Regions from separate parts of the Mus musculus genome. Here regions 1, 2 and 4 are each linked to region 3. A link is a loop called in an ENCODE intact Hi-C map of the cell type or tissue named here. Cell type or tissue: gastrocnemius. All regions are shown on one strand. Region 1 has its middle 290 kb from the start of Gm39940. Region 2 has its middle 25 kb from the start of Fermt1. Region 3 has its middle 170 kb from the start of Fermt1. Region 4 has its middle 46 kb from the start of Gm52526.

What was found. Hi-C counts contacts between places; a loop is a spot of excess contacts. Peaks named below come from ENCODE experiments on the same cell type or tissue, not always from the same donor. Only the 100,000 strongest peaks of a DNase experiment are listed, where the experiment ranks them.
Region 1: it touches region 3 in a loop (4-fold over the local background); 9 of 42 quality-filtered maps call a loop at or near these places.
Region 2: it touches region 3 in a loop (2.7-fold over the local background); 2 of 42 quality-filtered maps call a loop at or near these places.
Region 4: it touches region 3 in a loop (5-fold over the local background); 10 of 42 quality-filtered maps call a loop at or near these places.

The regions. Positions count from the first base shown.
Region 1 is chr2:134,025,113-134,033,112 of GRCm38, reverse strand. No RefSeq gene overlaps it. Among named protein-coding and RNA genes, the nearest start is that of Gm39940, 290 kb to the right of the region's middle. In gastrocnemius, a CTCF peak has its summit at 3,276 (motif pointing right); a DNase peak (open chromatin) is centred at 3,281.
Region 2 is chr2:132,967,330-132,975,329 of GRCm38, reverse strand. No RefSeq gene overlaps it. Among named protein-coding and RNA genes, the nearest start is that of Fermt1, 25 kb to the right of the region's middle. In gastrocnemius, a CTCF peak has its summit at 4,394 (motif pointing left); a DNase peak (open chromatin) is centred at 4,448; H3K27ac peaks cover 421 bases.
Region 3 is chr2:133,109,240-133,117,239 of GRCm38, reverse strand. No RefSeq gene overlaps it. Among named protein-coding and RNA genes, the nearest start is that of Fermt1, 170 kb to the right of the region's middle. In gastrocnemius, a CTCF peak has its summit at 3,338 (motif pointing left); a DNase peak (open chromatin) is centred at 3,350; H3K27ac peaks cover 194 bases.
Region 4 is chr2:134,477,790-134,485,789 of GRCm38, reverse strand. No RefSeq gene overlaps it. Among named protein-coding and RNA genes, the nearest start is that of Gm52526, 46 kb to the left of the region's middle. In gastrocnemius, CTCF peaks have their summits at 2,878 (motif pointing right) and 3,810 (motif pointing right); a DNase peak (open chromatin) is centred at 3,816.

The DNA of each region.
Region 1 (8,000 bases), 920 kb before region 3:
CTGCTAAGAGGGAGAATTAGTCTTCCCGAAAATGAGATTCTTATTTCGTTACCCAACTCCAAGTGGTCACTTCTGAGAACATATACGTACAGCAATAGTAAATGGACTCAGCAGGTTGTATTTTGATACTTTGTCATTTATAATATGAAATAATAATTAAAGGAAAAGAGGTTATGGATTTGAGAGGAAGCATGGAAGGGAAGACATTGGAAGGGGTAGAGGGAGGAGAGCAAGAGATGAAATAACACTGAGTTTTAATTTTAAAAGTTGCAAAATTTAAAACATTCAAAAATCAGTTCTGTCTGGTAGGTGAGCCAGCCTAGAGCTACTGTAAAGATGTTTAGAAACTCCCAGCAAGAGTCACCATAACATTTAGACTTGAAAACAAAATTTTATTAACAAAATAATAATAATAATAATAATAATAATAATAAATAGACAAAAGAGAGTCCAATTTATACACAACATGTACTGGAAATCACACAGAAAACTGATGCTCCTCAGAGACTGCTCCTTAGAATGGTGATGCTGTTGTCTGTATTGTGGAGGTTCGAACTAAATGGGTGCCTGTGCCTACTGAAATTAAGTAGGATACATAATTCAAGTACATACAAATGCGTCATGAAAGATGTACGGAAATGAAGTTAATGATGTGCTTGCTAAAGGAGTAGGTGAACGCATCCTGATGTTAATAACTTGCTTTCAAACACACAACATTAATATAGCTTAGCTGAGATCAGGTTAGAGCTCCTCGCTGTAAGAGCGGACCAAAAGGAACGCTTGTACTCTGCTACTGTGCCCTTGGCATTCATCCTCTCCCTCACTCCCAGGCACTGCCTACCAGCCCCTTGTTCTCAACCATGTTCTCATCCCTGTGTAAATCTGCACCATCAACTTTGTAATTACCAACACAGGGAGCTGTTGAGTGCTCACGTTGTTGTTCCTGAGACCTGGGATAGGCTGTAAATGTAAAATAGACACCTAAATTTCAAAGACCCAACACCAAACCCAAATTGCAAAAAAAAAAAAAAAAAAAAAAAACAAAAAAAAAAAAAAACAAAAAAAAAAAAACAAAAAAAACCTTTTTTTTTTATTTAATTTGATTTTATTTTTAAAGTATAATTATAATATACTATGATATAAGATGATAAAAACAAAACTGAATTAGACAAAACAAACAAACAGAAGGAAAGGAAAACAAAAACAAAAACAAAAACAAAAACAAAAACCACCCAAAGGACCACGGTCTGAGTCTTCCAAACAGTTTTCTCTCCAGACTCACAATGCACCATAAAAACTCTTGGGCACAACCAAAGTCAGCCCACATAGGTGGAGAAGGCAGAAGACAAACGCAACACTATACAAAGGCTTATCTATGCCAAGTTAAGAAGTGGGGAATAAACCCGGAAGTGGTGGCGCACGCCTTTAATCCCAGCACTTGAGAGGCAGAGGCAAGCAGATTTCTGAGTTTGAGGCCAGCTCGGTATACATAGTGAGTTCCAAGACAATCAGGACTACACAGAGAAATCCTGTCTCAAAGCCCCCCCTCCCCCCAAAAAAAGGAAGAAGAAGAAGAAGAAGTGGGGAATATAGTGATAGGAATTTCTGAGTTTTGCTGCCTTCCCACCCCTGTGCAGAGCTCATGGGGATCATCTAAGTTAAATATTATCCATCTGATGTTTTCACAGTGCTCCCTGCTACCCAGCCCATCTGCTACATGTCTACACATCACAATTCATAGGGATCTACTATTCTCAACCACTACGGATTCCCAGCCACTACCAGACACATGTTTCTAGTGATCTGCAGTGCAAAGGCATTCGAATGTGGGCTGCAAAGCTCATGAAACCGGAAGTTCTAAGAAAGCAGGAGGCAGCTACTGTGGTCAGTAGGAGACGAGTACTCAACATCACTGATGGAAAAGGTCAGGTGCGGATGGGAACGAGAACAGCAGAATCACATTTCCAGTCATGCTCCTTCACCATATGCACTCCTCAGCCTCATCTTTTCTGTATGCCTGAATGACAACTGTACCTAGTGATACCACCATGATGAAGAGAGACCAATAGATAGGCAGAGTTATCACAAGTGAGTCCTGGTTTTGTACATGCAAAAAGATAAACTTAGTTCAAAATGAAGCATTTGAGTTTTTCAAGTGGTAAAATCAAATTGGAAAGTCCTAATTAGTCCCATCTGCACATATCCCCACTCTAATGTGTAATGTGTGCTAGAGTTTTGTTCAGCTGTGCACAAATATTTCAGGATCTCACAAGAGTCTAAGTGCTGAACTTTAATTGAAAGTCTGGTGTTTCTTCATGAGTGTGGGAAGTATTGGGCAGAGAAATGAACTTTCAGCTATATTGGAAGGGCAGTGGGGTCTACTAACTTTATTTTTACTATTAAAATCTATATAAAATAACATTATTACAACACAGTGAGATCTTCTACAATCTTTCAAAATGGCTCAGAAAAGAAAATAAAACTCGGAAAACTTTAAGTGGGCTTGATTTTGAAAGCCAAATATTTTTAGAAAATTTTAATGAAACCTCATATAACTTTCTTACTTTCAACATTTTCCTACATCAAATGTTTGTCTTTCAAAAGCCTGGCTTAGAACACACACACACACACACACACACACACACACACAATGCTATTTCACTTTCCAAATGCCAGACTTTTAGCATTTTCTTTTATGATGATGCGAGAATTTTTATATGATATAGACCCTAACAATAAAATATATACACAAATAACTGCCAGTGGGGGGAACATCACTCCATTTCTTTAAAAATTTAACAAGTCAAATTGAGCTTTCTGGGGTTTGATATATTATCGGGACTCATTCCTGCAGGAAATGAAACTAACTCTGTGGCTTGCTGGTGTTGGGCACTAGAGAAGATCTGCTGTGATATGAAATTCATGCATGTACACTGTCACCAGACTACTGTCCATACAACAGTGCCAGGCCTTTGTCTATGTCCCTTTGTCTGGTCACTCTGTTTTGGTTCTCCAAGGGCTGAATTTGCCCATGTTATACCCATTTGTCTGAGTGATCTATCTGAGAAATTAAGCCTAGACACTCAGAGAATGTGTCTACCCTTAAGTAACACAACTCAAATTTGTGCTGGTTTGTTACATCCAATGAGCTGATAAAACAGCTTGGTACCTGGGAACAGGATGTCATGAATAGAATGGCAGAGCATATACACTGAAGCCCTAGGACCTAACCTCAAGACTCAACTGTTCTCCAGTAAATTATGCCCTGGGTGTTCAGCAGATGTCGCTGTTTCCTGAGATGCAGAGTTTGCCAGCCCAGCCTGTGTGTCCCAATGCTGGATTAAACACTTCACAAAACATAAGAATACATTCAAGAGTGTAGAGGCTAAAACTCTTTCTCCAGCCCTTGCAAACACGGATACATTTGCCATGAAGACTCTGTCAAGCAGTTTGTTAATGGAAAGTGGGCTGTCCTGTTATCTCTGGATTTTAGGTTAAATCCACATTAAAACTGGCTTTCTCATTTGACCTAGGCTTTTACTGTTGTTACTGTGCATAGTCTCTGCTTTTTAGCCATCCCAAGTTTTCTTGCACTCTGGGTAGTCTACCAATGAGAAGGCAAAGCCAGTTCTCCAGGAAAAGCTTGAGATAGTGCAACACACATGGGGAAAATGACTTTTTATCCAGCACTGCCTTCTGGCTAGTGGGCGACAGGGCTCTGAGATGTTTTAACCACCTCCAGAAAAGGAAGCAGAGAGCAGCCCACCTTCCTCAGAAACACTGGGAAAGTCATTTGAAATCACCAGTGTCTGAGCTTGAGCTTCCCTCAGTCGTGGTACATTGAGATCTCTGAGGGTGTGAGGTGTGACTCTGGGATGCAGGGAATGTGTGTGTGTGTGTGTGTGTGTGTGTGTGTGTGTGTGTGTGTGTGTGTGGTAGCTGCCTCAAATTATCTGTGATGCAGAAGCTCAGTAACATATGCAAACCTTCAAGCAACTTAACCAGTTCCAATGATAGATAAAAACTACTACAGTGGAGAAGGGAACTCAAAGCAAAGGCCATGAGTCTTGCATAAGGAAGACAAAATGGCTTTTTAAAAAAATGCCAAAGCCCAAAAGTACAGTGCCACTTCTTGAGTAGCTTTCTTTTTCTGAGTGTGATATTCATGTCATGAATCCAAGTGCCTAAATAAAATCGCAGAAAGCATCCATTTTCATGGGAGAAATCTCTAAATATGAAGCTGTGATGTTGAGTTATTCTTTCTTACACGACATTTGGTCCACTTGGTATTTGTTGATCATGTACTGTGTGCTAGACATTCAGAGAATGAAGCGAAATCTCTTTTCTAAGGGTTCACTTTGGCAGAGCAGGCAGTGAATGGCAGGTGATACTGTGAGTCACTAGCATGGGTTAACACAATTCCATGTCATGGGGGCCAAGAAAGGAGCTAGGAGATAAAAGAATTCTGATGGAAGATAAATGTAGGCTTTCTTCCCAACAAAGGCAAGACTCTTAATTAATTATTAATAGGATGTTAATTATATAGAGAAAAGAAATTAACTTAAAGACATATCATTTTCCTCAGAAGGTTCATGAGTAGGTGTTCTCAGCCATGGCCCCTGATTTACTACTTATCAAATCTGAAGACCTTTCTCAAAACAGAATGGGCCAGAGGTCACACCTGCCCTTCTTACACAGGTCTGCTTTGTGAAGACCAGATATCTACTTTGGGATTCATAGGAACTTCATAGTGAGCCCGACCGTGATTATCTTTCTCAGGAGTTTGAGTCATACGTCTATTTACATTGGAGTTTGACTTAACAGAATGGGATTAGCAGCTGTATTGTCACTGGGAGCATGGCCGGGTTAGGAAGGACTCAGTTTTATCACAATCTGGCCTATCTCGGAAGTTGTTTATGTCCTCATCCCTCTGGTTAATTGATTTCCTCCTCTGTTTAAAAACAAGCCAGTGTGTTAAACATTAGCCTCTTGGAGCATGTATTCTCCCAGGTCATCACACGCTTAAGGTTATCTTTTCGAGCTTGGATCAGCATTTCTGTACATCCAGGAGAAAAGACATATGTAAAGATGTCAAAATCCAACTGGCAAACTTGTACCTGAGGGTATGTGAGCTCATCATTTTAAAATAGTTATACATGTATACTGTAATTGAAAACATAAGTAAATGCATGGAAGATAACAAAAACTCACAATAAAAATGGAGGCTACAAGTAAATCAGGTGAAAATAAGGCCACAATTCCCTGCAGAGTGGTGGATAGAAGCAGCAGGTATTAACATGGGCTCACATTAGTTAAGATGGACATATATTGTTCTGATAAGCATGAGTAAATACATCTGTGAATCAAGTCATCTGTGTGTGTCCTTGCATTGTCAGCCCAGGGAACTTAAAATCAGTAATTAGATCTGGGAAGGAAGGAAGGAAGGAAGGAAGGAAGGAAGGAAGGAAGGAAGGAAGGAAGGAAGGAAACAAGCAGAAAGTCTCTTAGAGAAATAGAAATGGATTGTACAGCAGAGGCAGACTATAAAGTTATCCTAGAGCATCTTATAGTACAGGAAGGAAGGATAAAATGAAGTAAGCAAGCCCCCCCCCACACACACACGCACAAACTATCAGCAAAACCCCACAATGTGGAAATGCAGATACACAGGTACTGATCAAAAGAGCTAATAGTGAAGTAATTTAGCCAAAGGAATGAACATGGTATTGAATTATAACCTTAGGAAAAAATATCCATGTGTCCATACTGACCTAAATACATTAAGCCACAGAAAGGGCAGACAAGTCATGTCAGAGAAATTCTGAATAACTAACGCAGATAAAGAGAGAAGACATAGCGACTGCTGCTGTGTGGCTGTGGGTGGTGGCCTCCGTCCAAAGAACACAGTCCAGAGAGTGCAGAGGAAGCAGAGGATCCTGTCACGCTCCTCCTCAGCCTGATGATCAAGGTCCCCATCACCAGGGAGAAGTACTGTTGAATGTGACGAGGAAGATTCTTGGCCTGTGGTCTTCCTTCTGATGCCATTCTACTATGAGATGCACATGAGGCAGATCCCAGGTTAGGAGCACGCGACACAATGCTCCTTCACTCTTTCTTTAGGCTTCCAACTATATCAGCTTTAAGGAAACTTGAAGAAAATGTCACAATTTAGGAAAGCCAATGGAAATAGAATGACTAAATGTAATGAGATGCTGGACGGGTGCCTAGAACAAGAAACAGACATTAGATAAAAGTTAAATACTGTATGAATTACTTCTGCCATTGATGTGACAAAGAATCTGATAGACGCAGATCAAAGGAAGATTTGTTTCTGCTCACTGTCCTTGCACTCCTTTCATTATGGGGAAGGGAAGGTAGAATTCAGCTGGACTCCTCACATTTCAGTAAACCAGGAGGCAGAGGGGTCAGGGGCTATTCACCCGATAGTGGGATATTCCTCAAGCCTGCCACTGGAGACCTACATCGCCCAGCTAGACCCCATGTACCAAAGGTGCCACAACCTCTCAACATGGTATCACCACTGAGAAGGAACCAAGAATTCAAGCACATGAATCTGTAGGCAATGTGCTATGCCCAAAGCATACCATGGAAGTATAGATAAGTAGAAAATATCATTATAATTAATAATGAGTTGTGCTAAGAGAAAGAGAAGGATCACATGTTCAATGATCCCACTTAGAAATACTTATAATAGGAAGATGTACAGAGTTGTAATAAAAATTAGTTAAGAGCTATGTCTGTGTTTAAGTGGGGCAACACACTCTACAATGATTTTTTAGATGCTTTCACAGCTCTCTGAATATATTAAAACTGTTGATCTATATATTCTAATAGAGCAGATTACATGTTATATTATACTAAGCATATGATTAAGGTTTCATGAATTAATGTGAAAACTATTCAAGACAATCTATAGCTTTGTTTAAGGGAACATCAAAGGTTTGCCAAAGACTTTGGCCTTTGGAGACTGCATAGAGAGAACTGGCTACTGTGAGTAGAATGATAGCTATGGGAGAAGTCCAGCATGGGGAGTAGAGGCAGGGTCGCTGGACTTTACACTACAGTGACACCAGCTGAGCCCTGCCATTGGTGTTGAGGCAAACCATGCCATACTGAACACTGAGAAGTAAAGCTGCCTGTGTCAGATATGTGGAGGACAGAGACAGATGGATTTTAATAGTCACATTCAAGTAGGGAAATGGACATTTTAAGGACCAAATTATAGTATAGGCTTAAGACTAAAAAGGATGAAAATTAGAGTTAAGTTTCTTTAACTATAAGGAAATAGGAATTTCACATAAGAATATATTCCTGTCAAGATATTCATCCAAGTAGCTATTGAAACTGGCTTTTTGGTATAGGAAGATTAAGCAGTTAAAAATACGTAGAAGAACTGAAAGATTGAAGATGTCTACCTATTTGAAAGTGTTATATATTGGGACAAACTCTAGAACACTGAGGAAAAAAAGTGTTCTTTAAAGGTGAAAAGCAAAAGGTACTTAGTAGGAGGATACAGGAAGTGATAGTCACAGAATGATAGTTTTCAGCAAGGTCTAAAGTGATGCCCTGTAGAGCTGCTGATAAATGTGAGTGAGTCCAGTAGCACGCTATAGATGAAAACCCAGCATCAAAGAGCAGTGGAGAAGGGGCTAGAGTTCCAGTTTTCTGCTTCTCAAAGAACCTGGGTTTGCCACAGTGGCATGAGGCATGAAGCAACATGAACAGAAAAACGACTGTGTAATCTAGGACCAAATTAAGTCAGGGTCAGTATTAGCACTAGTCTCTCTCCCTCTCTCTCCCTCACTTCCCCCTCTCTTTCTCTCTCTCCTTCCTCCTCCTTCTCCTCCTCCTTTCTCTCTGCTCTTCTTCTCTTTCTCTCTTTCCCTCCATCTTACTTTTTGTTGAGAAAAGAGTCCTTGAAGGTTTGGACATACATATAACTCTCACCTCTTACTTTAAAGTTAGTTTACTCTGGCAAT
Region 2 (8,000 bases), 140 kb after region 3:
CCATGACCTCCTGCCTGCCACCAAGGCCTGGCCTTCTAACCTTCTAGCATCTCCTCACACACTCAACATGCAATCCATCATTGTCTTTGACATTCTGCACTTTGAAGGTCTCTGTTCTAGATGGCAGTGGTGGTCTGACTGAGAAATGTAACCCATGAGCTCAGCTATTTGAACACTGGGTCCCCAGTTGATGGTTTGGAGAGGTGGGACAGCCTTGCTGGAGGAAATACATCACCAGAAGATGAGCTTTGAACGTTCATAGCCTTACCCACATCCTAGTTCACTCTGCTTTGGGTCTGTGGTTGAAGCTGTGAGCTCTCAGCTCCCTGACCCTGCCGCCATGCCTGTTGCTTGCTGCCATGCCTCCCCATCATGGTGGATTCTTAGCTCTCTGGCACCATAAGCTAAGATAAATTCCCTCCTCCTTACATTGTCTGGTCGTGGTGTCTTATCACAGCAACAGATAAGTAGCTAATACAGTAGTGTTCTCCAATTTGCTTCCTTGTCACATCCACTTCTACAAGCTCTAATGAGGCCAGAGCCAGTCTTGCTGAGCACACATCAGAAATCATTGTTGCCCATGAGAGAAGAGGGCTGACCACCCCATTGCAGCCTATAAACCTGGGCCAGGCTCCCCACCTCATACAGCCCGTACCACTCCAAGCTGCCAGGTTGCTTCTCAGCAGGACCTACCATCAGCTCTCTATGCCAGAGACACAGCCTCTCATTGCTTGGACCCTTACTCAGTTAATGTCTGCAGACCCATGTGGGATTCCTGCATGTACATGATCGTCATAGAACCCTGCTCTGGACACAATAGCGCTCCCCAGGTGCACTATGAGCCAAAAATTATCCAAAGTGTAAACAGGCATTCATTTCTTTAATCATTATAACATTCTTCTAATGTAAACTCCATTCTATAGATGAGAAGACTACGGTGAGGGAGAAGCAGTTTGTTCAGGAGCTCCCAGCCTTCAACCTGCTGCGACAGGCAAGATTCAAGTCCAAACCAAGCAGCCTTTGTTCTCTCACCCCCACCCCCACCAAAGTATTTTTCTGCTGTTTGCAAAAATCCCTGATACTTAGAAGTAACTACAAATACATGGGGACCCCTTAACAACAAACTGTTCCATAAAAAATGGGTATTAGATCATTAAATCAAAACCAAAGACACCCAAAGACATCGCAGGCTTAAGCGACAGCCTGTAGATATTGGTTCACCAGTTAGACACTGCAACTGCTAAGAAAGCGGAAGCAAATGGAACTGGGCATGGTTATATGGCTTCTCTGTACTGTCTTGGAAACTGTTTTCTATACTAAAGCTATTCTAAAGTTATTTAAAAATAAAAAAAGCTTATTAAAAAAATACTCTGTCCCCTGCCAAGTGCATCAGGACAGAATTGCCACAAAAGAGGGTTTTCTTTTCTTCGGCTTCAGATTTGAAGTACTGACTTGCTTTACCTGATGAGTTGGAGAAAGTAGATTAGGATGTGGGTTTTCTGTGTATTGCCTTCCTGGACATTTAAACTCTGTCCTAAGTGTGTGAGTTTCGTGTACATTTTGTTCTTGGAAATTTTTCATATGGAATTTGTGTTAATTATTTGAGAATTTTATACCACGTCTTTGAATCTTTGCCACTCCTCCCACTCCCCCACCTAACTCCTCCCAGATCCACCCCCACATCCCCACACCCCACAACTACTTTTTTTTAACAACTCAGTTTGTGCTGCCCATATGTTCATGGGTGTGGGGCCATCCACTGCAGTGTGGTCCACCTACTGGGAGCCACACCCTAAAAGAAAACTGACTCTCCCTCCCCTAGAGGCCATCCACTGTCAGTGTCTCTCAGCCCTGGCTAGGGGCTCATGCTAGAATGCTAACTGATGGAAATATAGTAAAGAAGCAAAGAAATGGAGGCATAGCACAGTGGTTTTAAAATATGTCAGGCTAGGGATGTAGTTCGGTGGCAGAGTACTTGCCTAGTGCATACAGTGTGTACAAGTGGGTCCCATCCCCACTACTGCAAGATAAAAAAATAAAATCTATCTACAAACACTTGGATACCCTTCCCCTTTTTTTTGAGTTTTTTTGGGGGTATTTATTTCATTTACATTTCCAATGCTATCCCAAAAGTCCCCACACGCTCCCCCACCCACTCCCCTACCCACCCACTCCTACTTCTTGGCCCTGGTGTTCCCCTGTACTGAGGCATACAAAGTCTGCACGACGAATGGGCCTCTCTTTCCACTAATGGACGACCAGGTCATCTTCTGATTCATATGCAGCTAGAGACACGAGCTCCGGGGGGTACTGGTTAGTTCATATTGTTGTTCCACCTATAGGATACCCTTCCCTTTGAAGAATTGGCGTCTTCTTCTTTCCTTGACATGGGCATCATCTCTAGAGGAGTTGAAGGTAACAGGATAACAGTCACCTCTGAAGCCACATTGGACACTATGTTTGGCTTTTTCTCTGTCCTCTCTCATAGATCACCTGGTCTCAGTGAGATGATGCTGTGGACACTCCAGCTACCCTGCGGTGTGTCCATGGACTGGGGTCAATCTTGAGAGCAGTGCCTTCAGCCCAGTCAGCCCTTCAGATAGATGCAAGCAGCTCCACTGATAGTCTGACTACAATCTCACAAGGCAAAGCCATCCCCAAATTCCTGGCTCACAGAAACTGAACAAAATGAAAGATTTCTAATCACTGTGTTGGAGTAATTTGCATTACCTCAGTTGGCAATCCCTTAGTCCACCAGCAACCCTATTCACACCACACCCACTGCCCATGACCCTTCACCTCCACGCAGGACCTTTTAGTACCTGAACCATCCCATAAGTAGACTGGTTTCTTTCTGTTGGTATAAAAAGCTACCATAAAGTTCCTGATTTATTGAAGACAAAATTATTATATTATGGTTCTGGAGATTAGAAAAAAATAGGTCTCACGGTACTAAAATCAAGGCGTCAAGGGACTATCTCCTTCAAGAGGCTGCAGAACAGAGTCTACTTTCTTGACATCTCTGGCTTCTGGAGGCTGCCCGGATTCCTTGGCTGTGACACCTTCCTACCTTTAAAGTCGGCAGTCGTCTGACTTCCTCCTCTGTTCACGTGAGTACAGCTTCATCTCTGACACAGACCCTTAAGTCTACTGCTTCCTTCCTTCATTTTAAAGAAGTGGGATTCTCTGGCCTCAATTTATTTTCTTAAAATCAGCAGATTAACCACCTTAATTTATCTGCAACTTCAGTGACCCTCGGCATACGTTAATATTTTACAGACTACAGGGTTACCTGCCACAGTCAGTCTGACAAATTTTATGGACCCATTCTCAGAATTATGCTTTCAAATATATAAAATTTTATATACTATTACACACACACACACACATATATACTGTACATGCTATTGGAAATAAAAACTAATTCTCCTGGATGCCATTATTAAATTCCTCTTAAACATCTGTGATGTGGTAAAACATAATTTTCTGATAACAAATTATAAACAAGACTGTGATAATTAGCCTTGATTGTCAGGTTGTTGAAATCCAGAATCACCTGGAAGACAGGTCTCTGAGAGGCCTGTGGGGATTGTTTACATTAGGTTATTGAGGTGGGAAGACTCAGCCACTGTGGGTGGCTCCATCCCCTAGGCTGGGATCCTGCTGTGTAGAAGGAGAAGGTAAGCTAGCATTCATTACTCCCTGCTTCTTGACTGTGGATGTAACGTGGTCACTGCTGTCTTGACTTCCCACCAGGATGGATTTCTATCCAGAACTGTGACCCAAACAAACAAACAAACAAAAAGCCCTTTCTCCCTTTAGTTGATTTTATCATAGCAACAGGGAAAGTTACTATGACAAAGCGCTAAGAGCAAATCTATAGCTTCTTTAATTTCAAAATGTATGTGAATTCTAATGACATCCCAAAATTGCCTGTGATCATGTAATATAAAGAATTCCATCAATCCCAGGTGCCATGGCTGTTTGTAACCCTACATGCACAAGCCAAGACGAGACCAGGTTCCTGCCCCATCTTCTCCTGGCAGATTCACTGAGCTGGGTTGAAGACGTGAGTGAACATCCTTGGGTGGGGGGCGAGAAGGAAGGATCAAGGCACTGTTTGACTCTTTAGCATTATATTTCATCAAGTTAAAATAGAATTAAAATCTCCCTGTTCAACTCTAATCAGACTGTTGAGCACCGAGTGTGTACTGAAAACATCATGTGCCCAGCCTAGGCAGAAAAGCAACAACAGTAATGGAAAATCTGTGACTGTGTGGGAATGGAGCCAAAATTTCAGGAATTTACAGAGGAAAATCTTCCCTCAAAGTGGACATATTTGTGTTATGAATCTAATGAAATCAAACCAGGGGAGGGGACCAAATTAACAAACAGCAATAGTGACATCTAGTGGGAATCATTGGTAAAACCACAACATGGCCTTCCATGGTGCCGCAGAGACAGAGCTCATGGCTATTAAACATTTGTTAAACACTAACGGAAGTTACTACCAAAGCAGGCCTGTGGACAGTGCCCCCGGGTTCCTCTGGCTCCATCCACACCATCAGTGGCTTCATCTCACACACCTCAGCCAAGACCCAGACACAAAGAAAACCACCCTAGCTATTTTTTCTTACTAAAACAGACTGGAGATTCTGTGCCAACCTAACAAGTCAAGCAGCATAAGATGACCTAACCTAGACTGGGGTGTTTGTCTAGGGAGGACAAAGAAGAGCCAGTGCCCTGGAGTAGATGAAGATCCTGGAGAGCTGGGGTAGCTCTCCTAACTCCCCCATCACCCTTCTTCATTCTGTTCTCCCTCCAATGACTATGATCTGACTTACAGACAACCCAGGGACTGCTAAAGGAAGAGGAAATGCAGACAGGGCTGGCAAAGACAGACTCCTGGGGTAAACACACTTCTGTGCCCACCTTGCAAATGGAAGGCACCCAGGATCCGTTCCTCTAAATCTTGTCCCTCAGAGAATGGTAAACCCAGGTGGCCAGCTCCCAGTGCCATGGGAGAGTCTCAAACGTTCCAGAACTTAAGGAGTTCCTGAGTCCCAGGATGCAAATTGAAAGCTAGAAGGGTGGCTTCCAGGTAGACACCTTGAACTCTGTATAAATGGTCAGGAACCACCATGAGAAAGAGAGCCTCCTGTTGATATCTAATGTCAGTCTGCTGTTCCCTGGACTTCCTCTCCAACGATTGACAGCAGTCACATGGGAGAAGGAATGGGCTGCCAGTAATCAACTGTGCACATCAAAGTGACAGGGTTGTTTTGCTTTTTGGTGTTTGTTGTTGTCATTGTCTGTTAGATTTCGTGGTTTTGTCTTGGTTTATCAGCTGTAAGTTAGAATTATCTGGGAAGAGGACCGTCAGTTGAGAAAGTGCCTCCATCAGATCTCATGGAGGCAAGCCTGTAAGGTAAATTCTTGATTAACAATTGAAGTAGGAAAGCTCAGCCCACTGAGGGTGGTGCCACCCCTAGGCTGGTGGTTCTGGGGTGTGTAAGAAAACAAGTTGAGCAAAACATGGAGAGAAAGCCAGTATGCAGCGTTCCCACGTGGTCTCTGCTTCAGTTCAGCTCCTGCCTTCAGTTTCTGCCTGACTTCCCTGGATGATGGACTACAAACTGTAAGATGCAAACACTTGTGAATGAAAATTCTGGCTATGAACAAAGAACTCTTGGAAGGAGTCTGTGTCTTCATTGACTAGTGGACCAACTAAAATTTCAGTACTGTGGACAGATTGGAGTTTTGTAGGTTCAGAGGTTAACTGCCTTGAGCTAGCCCCACTCTGTATCTGACCTAATACTGCATGATAATAAATGAAAACTCTTAGAAACTATTAACTTAGCAGCACACTAGCTTCTACCAATCTAAGAGCTAAGAATGTCATCAGATAGCCTCTCAGACCTAGAGAGTACCTTCCCCCATCTCATTGTGCCCACCTCTCTGCTGTACCCACCAATGTATTTTAAACCTGCCTGAATTTATTACTTTCTTTGTTCTGTAAAATTATAAAAAAAAAAAACCTGTGAAACTGCTTCCATGTTAGAATGTGGAATTCGGGATCACCTAAGCCTGTGTCCCTGGGGCCATGGTCACTCATAATGGCTTCAGCAAGAGGTAAGCTACCTCCTATTCTCAGTTGAGAGCTGTGATTTTTAGGTTGACAATTTCCTGAGTTGCTTTTGGTCATGGTGTTCATCACGCCAACAGAAACCCAAACCAGCAAAACAGAGATCATTCTTTCCAGAGGGTTAAATGCATCTGTCCAGGGGTAGCCCCTGCGGACAGAACAGGCCAAAGACAGCGAGAATGGAGAGGGACACAGGGGAAGCCCAGAATCCAACCTCCAGATTTCTCAGGTGGAATCAATAAAAGTTCTCCCTGAGCCAGTCATAAATGGCCTCTTCCCTTGCAGTGGAAAGTCTTGATCCTTCTCTACATGACGACAGATGAGAAGAGCAACTGGTTTCTCAGTTCAGAGGCTCACCACCACCAAAAGCCTCTCTGTTCTGGTTAAGGCTCATCAACTTGACACAAATTAGAGTCATCAGAACAGAGGGACCCTCAAAAAAAGGACTGCCTCCATCAGATTACCCTGTGGGCATGTGTGGGGGAAGGGGGGAACTGGTTTTCTTGGAAAGAGAATACCTAAAAGAAGATGCCTGAGAATGCAACTTCCCAAGTGCCTTGCTCAAACAGGACAGTCTATGGAAATGTCTGCCCAAGCCAGTTCAGTTGTGCAGGCACCGAAGGCACCGCAACTATGGCCAAAGTGGCCAGGCTCCACTGAGCTGACAGCAGAACTTGGTAATCATCCATGAGGTGCTGCTTTGCAAGTGTGCGGAATAAAGGAGAAGGAGTTACAGGACATCAATGCTTGCTCCAAAGTCCCAGCAGACCACAGTGAGGCCGATTCATGTGCATCCTGAGGAGACCATTTGTAAAGCCATGATGGTAAAGCCTACATAGCAGTGGGGACACCAGCAGGTTAGCAATGCCAGGGACACCCGACTTTGGCCAAGGAAAGCTCCAGTCACTGAGTGGAGCTGGCTCGAGAGAGAGGCCATGTATACTGCAAGCATAGGGCAGGGCTACTCAAGCCATTTGGAGTTTAGACAATGCCACCATTCGCCCTGGGTTCTGGACGTAGAGCTATATCATTTTATGTCTGGCTTTACCAGATTTGGGTCTTGCTTTGATCCCATCTTTCGTTGTCATAACCCTCATTCCTCTATATTTGGAATGGGAAGATTCACACTGAATATTGAAAGTGAATGGCTTTGGATTTTGTAGGGGATCATTGCTAAAAGTTTACCTTGAATTCCAGAAGATACAACCTTTGGCTTTTGACAATGTTAGCCCTTTTGAGACTGTGACTTTTGAGGGCTTGGGAGGTGGATCAGCTATTAGGATCATATGCAGCTCTTCTAGATGACTCAAATCCCATTCCCAAGCTCCCACATCCAAATTTAAGGAAATCTGAGATCTCTAGCATCTTCGGGCCAGACAGAGACACACAGAGACCCACACAGGGAGACAATTAAACATAATAAAATTGAACCCCTTAACTTTTTAAACTAGACTGGATATACCTTGTATTATGAGATGACCATGACCTAGGGCATTATATAATGGCTTATAGCATCATGTGTCTCAATAATCAGTCTCCAGCCAGAGGTACAGCCTTGGGGGTTGTAGAGCCATCAAAGCCCAGCTAGAAAAGTTAGGTCACTATAGGGAAGACCTTCAAGGTTCTAGTCAAGTCCTGTCTCTTGCCCCAGCCCTCTTTGCTTCCAGTCCTGCATACATGTGAGGAATCCCATGCAAACTACTGCCACTATAAACTCCAGCACACCTTCACGGCAGTGGGGGACTATATCATCTCTAACCCTGAGCCAAAACAGATCGCTCCTCCCTTAAACCCCTTCTGTGGATATTTTGTCACAGTTACAAGAAACGTAACTTTAGAAATGAGACACCTTTAT
Region 3 (8,000 bases):
ATTAAGAAGAAGCCCTACAGGTTTGCCTATCACCCAATCTTAAGAAGACACCTTCTCAATTAAGGCCCCCTCCACTTTAGCTTGTGTCAAGTTGATATAAAACTAGCCAGCCCAGAAACCACTACAGATCAGAAAACTGCTCCAGCCTCCTGGTCAATCAGCACTTAGATGTTAGAGCTCCAGTTTGTTAGGGCTGATTATGTACCATTAAATTTATTCCCCCATATTTGTATTTAATTTATTTTATTTCTCCTAAACCATAAGGTTAAGGTGGATCATCAATGAATGTTTTGGACAATTTGTATGTAAACTGGATGCAGGTTAAAGTCATTTTGGAAAGGAGCATTATCTCTTGGTTGAGATAATGCTCGAAACAGACTGGCCCAGAGGCAAGCCTGCAGAGCATTTCCTTAATCAGTGATTGATCCAGATAGATTGTCCCCATGACGGTTATAGCACCAGTTCTGGGTGCTATGTAAAAACAAACAAACAAGCAAACAAACAAAAAACAACAACCAAAAAAAAAAAAAACCATAATATCAAGTCAGTAAGCAGTATTCCTCCATGGTCTCTGTTTGAGTTCCTGCCCTGACTTCCCTCAGTGATAACTGTTACCTGGAAGTTTATGATGAAATAAACTCTTTCCTCCATCAAGGTGGTCAAAGAGTTTTATCAAAGCAATAGGAACCCAAACTAAGACACTAAGATAAGAGATTGTGGTCATGCAACCATCACTTGCCAGTTAACAACCTCTTGATTCCTGCATAGTACACACTGCTGAGAAAGCGATTGTGCACACCATTAGCTGCTGTTAGTAGTTAGAAATAGATGATTGGAAGTTTTTTAAAAGTCTCAACAACTTAACACACAAAAAGCAGTTTTTGTGTTTTGGTCTTTGGGTTTGTTTTGGTTTGTTTGTTTGTTCAGTAGGTTTTGCCTATATAAAATACAGAATAAGTCCAGAAGACCCCACTAGCAACAGTTCTTAGGAAATCCTCATTTCTTTATCAGGCACCATCACTAAAGCATAACCATGTTCAGAAAGCTGAGGGAGAAAATTAAGAGAAGCATTTCAAAAGGGATGAGAGCAATCTACTCTTCTCGCTTATGTTCCTCTTTATTGATCAAATGAATTACCTGGTGTGGTCTGATTATCAAAAGTGGGAACACACATGACCAGAGAGGACAAGACAGCCAGATGTCTGTAGGCCTAGGAACACTTACTATGCTTACCCACTTTTAAAAATAGGAGAAGAAAGGAGAGAGAGAGAGAGAGAGAGAGAGAGAGAGAGAGAGAGAGAGAGAGGAAGGAAGGAAGGAAGGAAGGAAGGAAGGAAGGAAGGAAGGAAGGAAGGAAGGAAGGAAGGAAAAGAAAGGAAGGAAGGAAAAGAAAATGGGAAGGAAAGAAAATGGACGGAAGAGGGGAGAATGAAATTTAGTTTGCTAACTTGTCACAAAGAAATAAATGTAAGAAATTTTCACTGTGTCAGTTTTCCCTTCACTGGGTTGTATCTTTCACCCTTTATGGGGTTCGGTGTTCCAGAACATCCCTCGGGCAAGAGAACTTTCAAATAGCAGTTGTTCATATTAGAATTGACAAAAGTAACTCTGTGGCCTAGAATGGCTAACACAGGTGTCCAAAAACCACCAAGCAGATTTGCTCACTACCCACCAGAAGCGGCAGCATGAGTTTCAGGAGCATGCAATTTCAATGGTTACCACATCCAATTTTTTTTTAATGTCGTTAGCAGTGAAATGCAGACAGCAGACAAGGCTCCTCAAGACATGCGTCCTGCCCTAGGATGCCTTGAGGAGACGTCAGGTTTTAAACTCACTTCCTATTGCCTTAGGTGTCACTAGACTGGGGTGTAAGGGGAGGGCTGGTAGGACAGAGGATTGTACAGCTATGGCCAGCTGGTAGAGAAAGTCACTCTGCCACTGTCAGCAGACAAGCTGCCACTAAGATTACCTATGATATCTTCCCCCATGTGAATGGCACCTTCTGGGAATATCTCAAAGATAATCCCCAAGGCTAGGAAAAGCATGAAACAGTGGGAAAATGAGACCCAGAAAGATGGACTAACTGAAGAAACAATACAGTCATCCAAGCAGAAAGCTCAGAGAGCATCTCTTATGTAAAGGGAAACAGCCGGGCGTTTTCCACATCAACCTAAGAGATGGCAAGAGTGTGCTGTCTAAAGGGTGTGGTCGAACGGCTTTAGGGAGAGTTAACCTCTCTCAGGAATGGGTACCTAGATCGGTTATCCAATACAAAGTAGTCAGCCCTGAAATCTCATATGCACACAAACAACAAAAACAGACGAGAAGTTAGTGTGCCCAGCTCACCAGACCAACAGTTGGTTAATTCATCCATATTCTCTCTCTCTCTCTCTCTCTCTCTCTCTCTCTCTCTCTCTCTCTCTCTCTCTCTCTCTCTCTCTCTTTCTGCCTCCCCCTCCCTCCATCCCTCCCTCTCTCTCTCTCTCTCTCTCTCTCTCTCTCTCTCTCTCTCTCTCTTTCTGCCTCCCCCTCCCTCCATCCCTCCCTCCCTCTCTCTCTCTCTCTTTCTCTCTCTCTCTCTTTCTCACATGCTCTCTCTGTTGATATCAGACATGAATCTCTGAGCACTCCTTCTGCAGCCATCTGTGACTTTCCCCAACACCAACCTGTGAGGGTTTGGTTTTTTTGGTTTTTGGTTTTTGGTTTTCGGGGCTTGTGGGTTTTGCTGGTAGAGACTCTGCCTTTTGCACTGTGAAAAGCTGTGCCTTATTCTCCCTCAGGGAAATAGTCCAGAGCATCAGAGTATCCAATGAAAAAAAAACTCTTGAGTGATCTGTGCTGGGTGCTTCTGGACCTCCTCAGAACCCACTGAACCTGGGCCACCTCTGTGTGATCCAGAGAAAATCAAAACCACAACTTAGAGCCTTAAAAAAAGTGTGTGGGGTGGGGAAGTGAAGCTCTCCTCAAGAGTTCTGACGCAAATGGAAAAGACTTTTTCCACCCGGTTGCCCCTCTGGGCCCTTCACCACCTGGAAAAAAAAGTGATAGGTGATTGAGCCGAATGAGGGCCTCTGCCTCCCACTTGAATTCCTCCCCCCCCCCCCCTTCTTCTTTCTAAAAACAAAGAATTCTATGAATCTTTTTTCTGCTTCTAAAATATTTTCTGCAGGATTGAGTGCTTGCGAAGCGATGATTATGAATGACTAAACAGCCCTGCATATATTTCTGGAATACTTGGAAATGCCTGTTATTTCTGGAAATGTGTGCTTGTTCAGGTTATTCCGGCAAAGGGCAGCTAGGGGGAAAAAAATTTGCTTTCCTGATAAGAAGCCTGCAGCGCCACCTGCTGCCGGCTCAGAGGACAGCAAGGTGACAAGGTGGAAAAACAAGGACCTGGTTAAAACAGCTTCATTTCTCAAATGCGGGTGATATCCTCAGCTGCGTTCATGGAAGTAAGATAACATGTTTCCAGTAACTACAACACAAACACGCACGGCCCCGAGCTACACTGGACTAACAATGAGAGGGCATCAAGGCAACAGGGCCGGCCTTTCATAGTCTGTAACACTTGTCAAGATCGACTGCAAACTGAGACCATCAGAGTAGCCGTTGGGGACGACACCATTTTGGGGGACAAACGTATTTTCTTTCAAAAATACTTTACTGTGTTATTTATTCATTTCTTGGGGGCCCACCCTCATCACAGTTCATGTGTGAACGTCAGAGGACAAGTTAGGAGAGTCGCTTCTCTTTCTGCTCTGTTGGGTCCCAGAGATTGATCACAGGTCATCAGACTGGCAGCAACCATCTTGGCCTGCTGAACCATCTCTTCAACCCACAGGTGGGCTTAAAACGCGCAAAATAAACATAACCCTGGGGCTGGTGGCCTTCGTATGTCTGCTTGTGCCTGGGTTTCAAGAAAATGTTGAAATGGGAGTTGTAGGCAAAATGGAAAGGAGATGCCAAGCCATTCACACTGTTCCTTTAAAAACAATCCAGGTTCACCGTCCCTGTGTTCCTTTCCATAGTTCCTTCCCACAGGATCTGGAGCTAGAGACAATTTCCCACAGATTTCTATGGCATTGGCTATTTCCACAGCTACCAAACCTAAGAACCTATGCATTTATTTATACCCAGTGTTCTGTCTACTTCATAGGGGAGTGGGTCTTAGTCTTCCTAATGCTACCACCCTTCAAGACAGTTCCTCATGTGGTGGTGTCACCCCTCCCCCAAACATAGAATTATTTCACTGCTATTTTATAACTGTAATTTTGCTATTGCTATGAATCATAGCATAAATATCTGATATGCAGGATATCTAATATGTGACCCTTATGAAAGAGCTCTTCGACCCCCAAGGGACATGACCCACAGGACCTCAGCCACCTAGACCATGCAGACCTATCAGGTTGGAGTTAATAAATGTCAACAAGGAATTTTGTTTTCTTCTTTACCCCTTTTATCCTTCCAGGGGGCCTCAAGTGCTCTTCAGATGAAACCTAGCTTTTTACCACACCTAAGACAAGAGAAGCATACATACACCCACGCTCACCCATCACAACCATATGTACCCCCCACCCACCTTCATTCACCACAACCACCTGCACTCACCTGCACACACCTGCACCCACCACAACCACCTATACCCACCACATATACCTGTAACCATATACACCTGCACCTACCACACACACCACACACACGGCACCCACCTGCACCCACCATACACAGCTACACCCACCACACACACCTACACCCACCACACACACCTGCACCCACCTATACCCACCACACACACCTACACCCACCACACACACCTACACCCACCACACACACCTGCACCCACCACACACACCTGCACCCACCACGCACACCTGCACCTACCACACACACACCTGCAGCTACCACACACACCTACACCCACCACACACACCTACACCCACCACACACACCCTGCTTTTCACTTTAAACAGTGAAAGACCAGGAGCTGGAAAGGCCACTGAGTGTTCACGGCAGTACTGGGCAGCCTCCTCTTGCTACATCAAGGACATCATTTTCCTGTCATTGACCAGACTTCACCAACTGAAAGTAAAACAGCTTGCACTTCACAATAACACCGTGCTGCACAGCACCTATACCAAGTTAGTAACGTCTATGGTGTACACCTTTCCATATTAGTGTAGGGTTTTGCTGTGTCTTCTGGACAACTTTTTAATGTAATATAATTTTAACCCTCTAAGAGTTATCCAAATAACATCCACAGTATACACACACACACACACAACCTTGACCTGGATCCAAAAATGTATAAACTGGAGAAATTTGTCCTGTTTGTTTATTACTCTTTATAAAAATTATTTTTGCTAACTCATTTGAGAATTTGAGCATCATACTTCTGGTTTCTAAAGGAGAAACAGCCTCTGGCATAAGAGCAGCTCACTTAGTGGAAACTGGGGACTTCACACTGGTACAGCCCTTCTCCCTAGCCTTAGGTCCACATTCAGATTGGACCACTCCTGCCAACAATGTCTCTCTCAGGTGTACTTCTATTCTAACCCAAGTTCCAAGCCACGCTCATGCCTGCCACCCCCCCCCCATGTTGGAGTACCTCTTCAGCCTTTTTTTTGGGGGGGGGCTTTTTAAAAATTTTTTAATTAGGTATTTTCTTCATTTACATTTCAAATGCTATCCCAAAAGTCCCCCAGACCCTCCCCCCCACACTCCCCTACCCACCTACTCCCACTTCTTGGCCCTGGCGTTCCCCCATACTGAGGCATATATAAAGTTTGCAAGACCAAGGAGCCTCTCTTCCCAATGATGGCCGACTAGGCCATCTTCTGATACATATGCAGCTAGAGGGCATCATCCTGAGTGAGGTAACCCAATCACAAAGGAACTCACACAACATGTACTCACTGATAAGTGGATATTAGCCCAGAAACTTAGAATACCCAAAATACAAGATACAATTTGCAAAACACATGAAACTCAAGAAGAACGAAGACCAAAGTGTGGACACTTTGCCCCCTCTTAGAAGTGGGAAAAAAATACCCATGGAAGGAGTTAGAGAGACAAATTTTGGAGCTGAGACGAAAGGATGGACCTCTTCAGTCTTTTATCTTTCATGTTTTCATCATGTTTAAAGAGTCTAAGCACACTATTTGACGAAACACCCTTTATGCAGGTCCCTGATCGCCTTTGGGATGACTAATGCAGACAAAACACTGTGAACTTATCAGTGAAACATGTAAAGAGAGATCTAGTGTGAGCACTGAGGACCAGGGTCTGGCTCCCTGAACCCATGTGGCAGCATGCCACAAGCATGCCACAAGCATGCCACAAGCATGTTCAACTCCAGTTCCAGAGGACCTGACATACTTCTCTCGTAGCATGAGCTCCATACGCTTTGCTTACTGCTCTTCAGATTTTCTCCTTCCAGAGGCAGGAATCATGCTGCGTTCTTTCTTCTACCCTTAGCTCACCGACGAGCATGCAAAAGGCACTGCCCCCTAATGAATAAGAGAAAGTTGGACACAAATGTTTTAGTTACTCATTTTAAGGTTACCTAGTAAACTGAATCAAAACCAAGACTCAAGTCTCAGGACACCGGATTCTGGTTCAATACACAGGTAGTCTCTCCTAGAGATTTTCCGGTATTTGCTTTTCCTCTGCTAATCTTTGCAGTGACCCCTCCTCCTTCACACTTGGCTATGATGCTAAGGGACAGCATCTCTACTATGCTCCTTCTAGCAACTTCTCTAAGAAGTATGTCAGATATGGGTTACCTCTTAGACGCTGCAGATTCCAACATGTTTGCCCTAAGGAAAGAAAAGCCCAGAAATGTGAAGAGCTCACACTGGTTTACACAGTCAGTTACCAAGTGAGCTGAGTACCTGGTCAGTGTAGTCCCACTGACTGACATCACTTCTTTGACACTCAAAGAATCTCAACCACATGACTCACCCGGCTGTGGCAGATAAATTCTATTAGTCGCCGGCTCAGTGGTTAAGAGCACTGACTGTTCTTCCAAAGGTCCTGAGTTCAATTCCCAACAACCACATGGTGGCTCACAACCATCCATAAGGAGATCTGGCGCCCTTTTCTGGAGTGTCTGAAGACACTCTTTAAATAAATCTTTTTTTTTTTTTAATTTAGAGTAATTCTTCCTCCCTTAATTTTAAAGAGAGAATCTGAGATTCACAAAACACCATGACATTTTTCAGGTTTTGTCACCAGTGAAGAGTAAAGTTTCTTCTGAGCATATAGGGTTTCATGTCAATCCATCAAAATTCACATATCCTCTACCCATTTACAAAAATATGTCGGCCACTTGAGGCATGTGATTTGTTAGTTCTAGAAAACAAGACAGGCAAACAAGCAAACAAACAAACAAACAAACAAAAAAACAATCCTAAGCTCATTCTAGTGAAAGCTGGGAAAGGGGTTTTGTAATTACTTTGCAATATGCTTTGGGTACTGTTAAGAGAATAACTACCACCTCTTAACCAAAAGGTCCAAAGAAAGAATGGGCATTGTTTGAAGGTTCCAAGGCAGTTTCCAAGCAGAAAGAAAGATGGTACCTGGGAGGGCAACCCAGAAACAGGTTTTTGATTATACAAACTCTTTATAAAAGAACAGATTGAAATTTTATAAATTGACAAAGGACTGTTTCTAGTGGCCTCCACAGCAACAGTGGGGAAGTCTTAAAGGAAATTCTGTTTTCTAACCTCTTCCAGAGGTTCCTTCTTCCTTCCCCTTCCTTCTCGCACAGGATTTGGGATTGAAGCATATAATCTGAGGAGGTGGATTTATCAGCGGGCCCACAGCTTTGGGTCAAAAGGGCATCTTCTTTCCAGAGGTTAGATGCAGACACATGGAAAGTAGCATACAAAAACTGAGGTAAGACACAGGTTCATTTGTAATGCTCCCCCCCTCTTCATCTCTGTGAATTTATCTAAAACGTGGCATCAGGGAAGAGCAAATGTTGATTTGTACATCAT
Region 4 (8,000 bases), 1.4 Mb before region 3:
ACTTCAGGAGACTGGCCCCTCATCCCCCTGCTGAAGGACTAACCACATTTGATCACTTGCACACTTTCGCCAATCCTCCTTGGCTGTTTCCTTTCGCCATTACTGTCACCTTTGTTTCTCCTTTGCTTGTGCTATAATTGCCACCTCCAGCTTAACCCAAGGCTGTAGGAAGAAGGCAAAGGAAACACACAAAGGGGGGAAAGCATTAGACTAGCTAACACTTTATGGTCATTTGGGTTGAGGACAAGGCTAAAATATTTGGCCACAGTGCTATTTCCTTTGAACATTGGTTTCAGTGCCACTGTTTGACAGGCACAGTGAGGCAAGTGTCCATAGTGGGGGTACCCAGGAGCACTTTATCCCTATGAAGATGGAACCCATGTCGTTTACTAGGGAACCACTTTCAAGAGACACCAGGAAGTCAGATGGTTTTGGAGAACAGCTTCAAAGAGACCCTAGAATAGAGTTCTACCTGCGAGTTTGTCTCGAAATAAGAGGGGCAAAGGTGTTGCTTAATGTTTTGGGGGAGACAGTAGTTTGATTGAAAATCGCCCTCATTGGTTCGTGCATTTGAGTTTGCTCTCTGCTGTGTGGGAACTGTTTTGGGAAGGATTAGGAGGTGGAGGTAGGACTTGAGATTTTTCAAAAAGCCCCACCAGGCCCAGTAGCTCTTTCTGTTTCCAACTTGCAGATCGGGATGTATGCTACTAGCTTTGTCTCCAGCACCCTGACATAGTAGTAATGGACTAACCCTTTGAAACTGTAAGCAAGTCTCCAACTAAACGGTTTCTTTTATAAGTTGCCTTAGTCATGGTATCTTCTCATAGCAATAGACAAGAAACTAAGACCATACAAGGACTTACCAAGGGACAGGCCTGACCATGCTGCTGTTTGTGACTTTGGATTAGGAAAGTGGTTGAACACTGTCAGTGGGGTTTCAAAGGCCTTCCTGGTAGGACTGTGGGAGACAACTGAGAACAATGAAGACTGTGGTGGATCAGCTTGGGGGGCATCAGAAGGGAAAAATATTATCATGGGAGCTAGAGACCATTCTTGTAATTTTTGCAAAGAGTGTCGCTGCTTATTGCCCTGGTCCCAAGAGTCTGTCTGAGACTAAACGGGACAGTTTTGAACTAATATTGACAGAGGGTATTTCAAGACAGCCCAGTATAAACTGTGCCTTGTGGCTATTAGCAAATGCTCCTCTGAAAGTTTACAAATGAGGAAGAGCAAGCAAGGCAGAAGGGATACAAACTGAATAGTTGGAGGAGAAAAAGAAAATCAGGGAGTGTGATGTCGGAGCTAAGGACTTTTGTTGCTGAGAGGGAAGAAGAACTCAGGCACAAATGAAGTAAGTGCAAAGCATCATGAGTTTGGGGGCCAGAGGATGGCTCAGTGGGTAGAGAAGCATGCTACCAAGTGTGGTAACTGGAATTTCATCCCTGGAGCCCAAGTGGTATCAGGAGAAAACCAGCTTCCACAGCTTGTCTTCTGAATACACACACTTACACACACACACACACACACACACACACACACACACACACACACACACACACATGAGAGAGAGAGAGAGAGAGAGAGAGAGAGAGAGAGAAACAAGGCTCTGTCTTTCTATCTCCAACTTGCAGATGATATAAGATCTTAGCTACATAGCCAAGATTCAACTTAATAATATTTGTAGAAACTCTATCTTAAAAATGTAACATCAAAACCACAGTTTGTTGTATGAAATTTTAGCCCTCATTTCACCTTTGGTTTGAGGATTAAGGAAGCATTCATTTACCTTGAAATTTAAGCTAGTGGCTAAGCACTTCTTGTACATTTTCAGACTTATATGACTGATGAGAACACTTACTGAAGTACATCATATAGATGAAGATTCTGTGTCATAGTGCGTGGCCTTTTTACAGGAACAATAAAGCTCTATGCAAAAAATAACACGGCAGCTGCTGCAGCTACTTTACTGAGAGCGTTCCTAGGACGTAAATGAATAATAAAATGGCATCTCTCTGAAGTCAGGAGAGTCTGAGCCTATCTCAAAGTGCATAGAACTTTAGAGCTAAGAAGATTATCGAGAGCTATCCTATTTGGGCCTTTTCCCATTTGAGAACATTTTAACAGAGCTGAGTTGTTGGCTACTCTGATGCTATAAGTAGGAACACACCAATAATGCCATTTCAGGATGGAAGAATCCAAAGGCTTTCTCAGTGTTTTGTGCTTGGTACTATCTGGATTAATTTTTATGGAATACTCAAAGATCAACTAAATCAAGCTCAGAATTCTACAGACCTCTTCAGAGCTTTTATATTTCTTAAACACAGAGTAATAAAGCTGGAATAAGCTGCAAGGTCCTATAAAGCAGGAGAGCACTAATATTTGCATGCTCAGATGCTGAAACTCCATATAACAGCCTAGGGAGGTGGCTCGGTAGCTAACGTGCTTTTATCACAAGCAAGAGAAGGGAGCTCTGATCCCCAGAACCACTAGAAATGCTGGCTTGGCATGGTGATTCCCAGGCATTTCTCCCTAGGGATGCAGAGACAGGATTCTCATGCTACTGGCCAGTAAGACTATATTAGTACACCCTCTCCTTGGCAAACTTTCTCTTCTAGTTGGGTCCTTTGATCTGTCTGGTCTCTACCTCATAACATTTATTTTTTAATCACATAAGAGACATACAAGAAATAATTATTAATCAGTGAAAATTTTGCAATCCAAGAATTAGCGGATCCAGAATAAAACCAGCAGTAGCCATAGGGATGTGGCACATGTGAGTGTAGCACAGACCTTCAGGGCAGGAAAGGTTTTAGTGATTTTTTTTCCCTCCTTTCAGCCTTAGTTGACCCTCACTCCTGGTATGGTAACTCCAAAATAATTCATGTTCTGCCTGTAGATGGCGACATCTGAACTCTTTTCCTTGGTGCTGAGACTATGAGCAGCAGGTTTCATCCCACAGGCAGGTGAGAATGTGAACTGATGTCTGAAAAGGAAGCAACAGGGGCTGTGGCTGCACTCAACGGTTTCTATTACATTTGGTGCAGAAACCATTCCCGGAGGCACAGAACATCTAGGCTGAGTGTGTGCTCAAGGATGATGGGGAATGTGAACCCTGTCTACTCACTAGGACATATTTCAGTCATTATAATGTGGCAGAAGGAAGTGTGTGTCATATTAAAGAGTGGCTGATTAAGAGTATTTTTGAACTATTAATACTATCTGCCCATCAATTTTCTCTTCAATTATTGGACTTTTGCTGTTACAAATAAGACTTCTTAGCCCAAGCCAAAGACCACAAAGAAGTTTTCTCTTTCTTTTTCCTTTGTGAAGTTTCATAGTTGCATTTTTATTTAGATAGAAGATATTAATTTAACTTGTATACAAGGTATGAAGTATGAAATTAAATTATATGTATTTTGTATAATTGTCAAATGCAGTGTGTCGAATACCAACTTTTCTGTCTAAATGCCTTTGAAGCACTGGGGAAAATAAGTGAACTCAGTGTGATGGTTAGTTTCTGGCCTCTTTGTTTTGTTACCTATATATCTATTCTTGACTATTACAGAAGAGTCATTAGTTTTTAAACTTGGGCAGTGTGAAAGTGGGTTCCCCTCTAAGGACATCTGTGGGTCCTTTGCCCCCTTTGTGAACATAATCAGATGCTCTGAGCTCAGCTTCTGCATCGGTAGAATATAGAATTTTATGAACAGCTGTCCATTCCTTCCTCCTTTTCTCCCTCTTTCCCACATCTTCGGTTTCTCGGTGGTTCTGGGGCTCTGGATCCCGTTCTCATTCATGTCTGTTCCGCATCTGGTCAGTAGGTGGTGCTGTGCAGCAATACATCCACTTGTTGATGTCTTACATCTTTTAAAATACCAGATTATGTCATCTGCTAGCCCATGACTTCTGTCTACGCCGTGAAAAATGATCACTAAATTGTTAGTAGAACAACAGTTTAGAAGCCTCTTTCCCTGAGCATCTGAGTCTAGGCTTGAGCTCGGTTGCTTAAGTCTCCATTTTCTCAAGATTTAAAGGCTTTTCATTATAAAAGGAGAATCCAAAAGACTATATACCCCCCCCCCTTTTTTTTGACAGGGGTGGGGTCCGGGGTGGGGGTGAGGCTGGAAACGAATAAGAACAAAATGAGTATAAAAATGCCATACAGAAACCCATTGCTTTGTATCTTAATGTAAAGACTTGCAGCAAAGAAGTCAATACCGGGCCTTGAATCCCTACAATAGAGCCCAAAATGACATTTGAGTTGGTGTTTGTTTATCAAAGAGTCAAAACAGAGATGGCTCTGAAGAACACAAGAAGCTAGCTAGCTCTACTGCTCAAAATAAAATTCAAGGTTAGTTTGTTTGTGAATTACTGAGCCAGCTGGCTGTCCTGGCCCAGTACGACTTTTGTGGTGACAGCTGTTCCTACCAGGATTTGATGGCTGGGAGTGGTGAGGACAGAACTGGTGGTTTTGAGATGAGCTGGATATGGGAGATGGGTTGCGAGGATGGATTCTGGTTTCCTTAAAGAGGAAATCCACAGATTTCAGATCCTCGCCGTTGAAATCATAGTTTCTGTGGCTGCTCTTAATGCGTTTGCTTTCTGGGCAAAGGGAGGTAAGGCATGAGCGATCTGTTGTAACTCTGTGTCCCCTTAGGTTATGATTTAATGATGGGTGGTTCCATTTGCAAGAGCTTAGCAACTGTGCGGGTTTCCAGCAAGGGCACTAGACTAGCCTGCAAAGAATCTACCCAGTGCCGCTGCTCTGGCCAAGAGTCCCGAGGGTGCTCTGAAATCTTGTTTCCTTTCCCAAGTTCCCAAAAGCCAGAGGAAAAGCTCTCCTTGGGGTTGGTGGCATCATGCGGGGGTTTCCATGTGTAAATGCTGCAGAGCAACCTCAGAAGTGCAGTTCTTAACCCTCTCTTCAGAAGACAGAAACTCAAGATAGGACACTGGAAGCCAAAGCTAGAGAAAGACGGAGTGAAAGAAAGGCATTAAGGGCTCTCCACTTTGGCAGTTCAATCAAATCGCGAATCTAGCTGTCCTCTGACCCCTCTCAGTTCAGTTTCTGTCTTCCACATCCCAGCAAACGGAATTTCCCTGTTTTGGTTGTTCAGCTCCAATCTTTGGAACTTTCTTCATGCTCCCTCTTCCATGATCTAGAAACCAGGCCTGTTGACGGGGACTTTAAAGTGTTGCTGGGATCTAAAGCACTCACCACTGTATCCTTCGGCTAACTCTGGCCTTATGTGACATCATCTCAAGCATGCACTAGACAAGAGTTTTTCTAAGATTTCCCTGTTCCAATCTTGACCCCAGTTCATTTTATTTCCAACATGCTAGCTACAGTGGCACCATTAAAAGCTAAGTGGGTACCCGTTTCTTCTCTACTCAGACTTCTGCAGGCTGCCCATCTCATTAGAAGGAAAAAGATCTTATACTGGTGGGAAAGGTCCTACACAAAAAGAGTGACCTTTCCTAGCTATCATTTAGGTCACTTACTGATGATGCTTGGCCATTTGGTCTCCTGCTTGTTTCTACACCTGAAAGAAATATGCCCACCCTCTAAGGATCTGCTTACCTGCTTCTTCCTTCAGCCCTTTCTTCCTGATCTTTATGCAGTGCTGCTTTCTCTATGTAGCCTTCTCTGGCTGCAGGACTTGACCTTAACCCTCTGGGCAGGCTGGTTGTGTGTCTCCATGGGTAAAGGTGCTTGCTCCTAAGCCTGCTGAACGGAGCTCAATCTCTGGATGTCATATGGCCAAAGGACTGACTTCTACAAGTTGTGCCTGGCTTGGATATGTGAGCTCAAACATGTGCGAGTCTATGCACGCACACATGCATGCACACACATACACACACAGTGAAATATAGTCACCCACATACTAAACAGATACATAATCATAAAATAATATAAAGATCATATATAAAGTATGATCTTTAATACTTATTCACAATTTTCTTATATTAGTATTTCATTTTAGTACTTATTACATATACTTTTTATTTTGTAAATCAATTCTCTTGCTTAATTTCTTAGGACATAAACCTCCTACAGCAGTGATTCTGAGCCATTATTTCAGCCCCCAAATCGACATCACTCTTGCCATATGCAAGGTCCTCCAAAAAAAAAGGCAGCTTGGCTCCTGGGCTGGCTGTGATGTGCTCCAACTGTTCTTTAGAGTCCCTGGTGGGTCCACTAGAGGAGAGGACCATTGGTTCCTGGGATTGCAAAGTTCCCTACTTAACCTAGAACACAGAATTCAGTTCCCTGACATAAAGGGTGAATGATGCAGGTTCGTGGTCATACTTCTGGAGAGTCACTATTTTTATGTGTTTCTTAAGTGATTGCAACTCTTCACCAGGTTTTGGGAAACACTGGCCTGGCCTACAGTTTTCTTATCAATCCCACAAATACGGAGTAAACACATTCTGTAGTCTAGATATCATGTCAGCGAATTGTCCCAGCCTAGAACCTGGTAGGGGAGACAGATATGTAAAGTTCACCTTGGGCTGCAGTGAACAAATGTTCCCTAAGCATTAATTGCCTGCAGTTGATGCAGAGAAGACAAACAAGGATGATCTTGGATGTTTCTGAAGAGTTCTCATGGGTAGTGACTCACAGTCAAAGGGAGGCAACAGGGCAGGTGGATAGAAGACCCTGCAGACACACAGGTGTCTTGTCCTCGGTGTCTAAGGGAGAGACTAGGCTCTCAATACTGTTTGGAAGATTTCACTTCTGTGCTGTAGACTCAAAAGGGAATAGGATTGGGAGCCCTTCATTTCCCAAGTAGTACCTGGCCTCCTTTGCGTAACTATTTCCTGTAATCTGAGGACAATGGATGTCTGGAGAGAAGACAAATATGTTTTGGATTTCTTTGTATCGATTCCCTTTCAAAATGGTATAAAATAAAGCTGCCCCTAATGTAGATCACTAAGGATTTTCTTGGATCTTGAGACTTCAACAAAATTAGTGCCGCCTTTAATAATAATGCAAACAAATGGTCAGGCTGGGGACAATAACAGGGGGTAAATCCTGTGGGCTTGAAACTTCAACCTTCCTCAATTCATATCATGTTTGCAGCCATCTGTGCATCTCAGCCCTCACTCCTGTCATTTCCAACTTTTAATGTAAGTCTTATAGACCTTGAGTTTTCTGGGCTACAATTGCTCATTTTTTCAAGTATCATATTTATATAAAGTAGTATGTTTTGCCTCTTAGTGTTAGCCACTGTGACAACCACTCCCTTCATCTCAGTGCTTGAGAAGAATATAGTGATAATTTTTGTCCATATTATGTGTCTCAAGAGAGTGGGACATGGGGACAGAAGCATCTATTTTATGCAGTCATTTAGAAATACAAGTTCTGAACCTTTGCAATCATAGCTTTATTATTTCTTTGGTCTCTTCCAGATGGTTGATAAGGACGATAATCAAGCACATATTCCTTTTTAACACATCTCAAGCCATAGGTCAATTTGTACCTTAGTGGAGGGATAGATAATACCTGGTTTAGACTGTGTGGCCCACCCATTATTTGTTTAATTGACTTCTTCTCTGGAGCTTGCCTGCACTGTACATCAGAGGTAATACATGTGTGAGTGGATGGCTGTGCTTGAATAAAACTTTATTGGTTCAGTATGGCTTGTAGGCCTTAGTTTGATGAATTCTGCATTAAGCCCTGTGACATTGCAGTGGCAGAAAAAAAAACCCTGTCATGTATATCTACCTTAAAAGGATAGTGGTGGGTTATAGTTTGACTGTATGCTCAAGAAAAAATCTAGTAACAGTGGACATAGGGATATCCACCTCTAAGTTATGTAAGGTCAACATGCTTCATTGCAAGAGATCCTGTTGCCAGTTTCCTAAGCTCTTTCTCCTTCATTCTGAGTGGGAAAACGAGGGTGATTTGCTGAAAAATCACTCTGAAAGACACGAATTTAGATCAGGTCAGGTGGGAGGCTGTGCTTCTGGGCCATGGCACATATGATCCCAAGCTG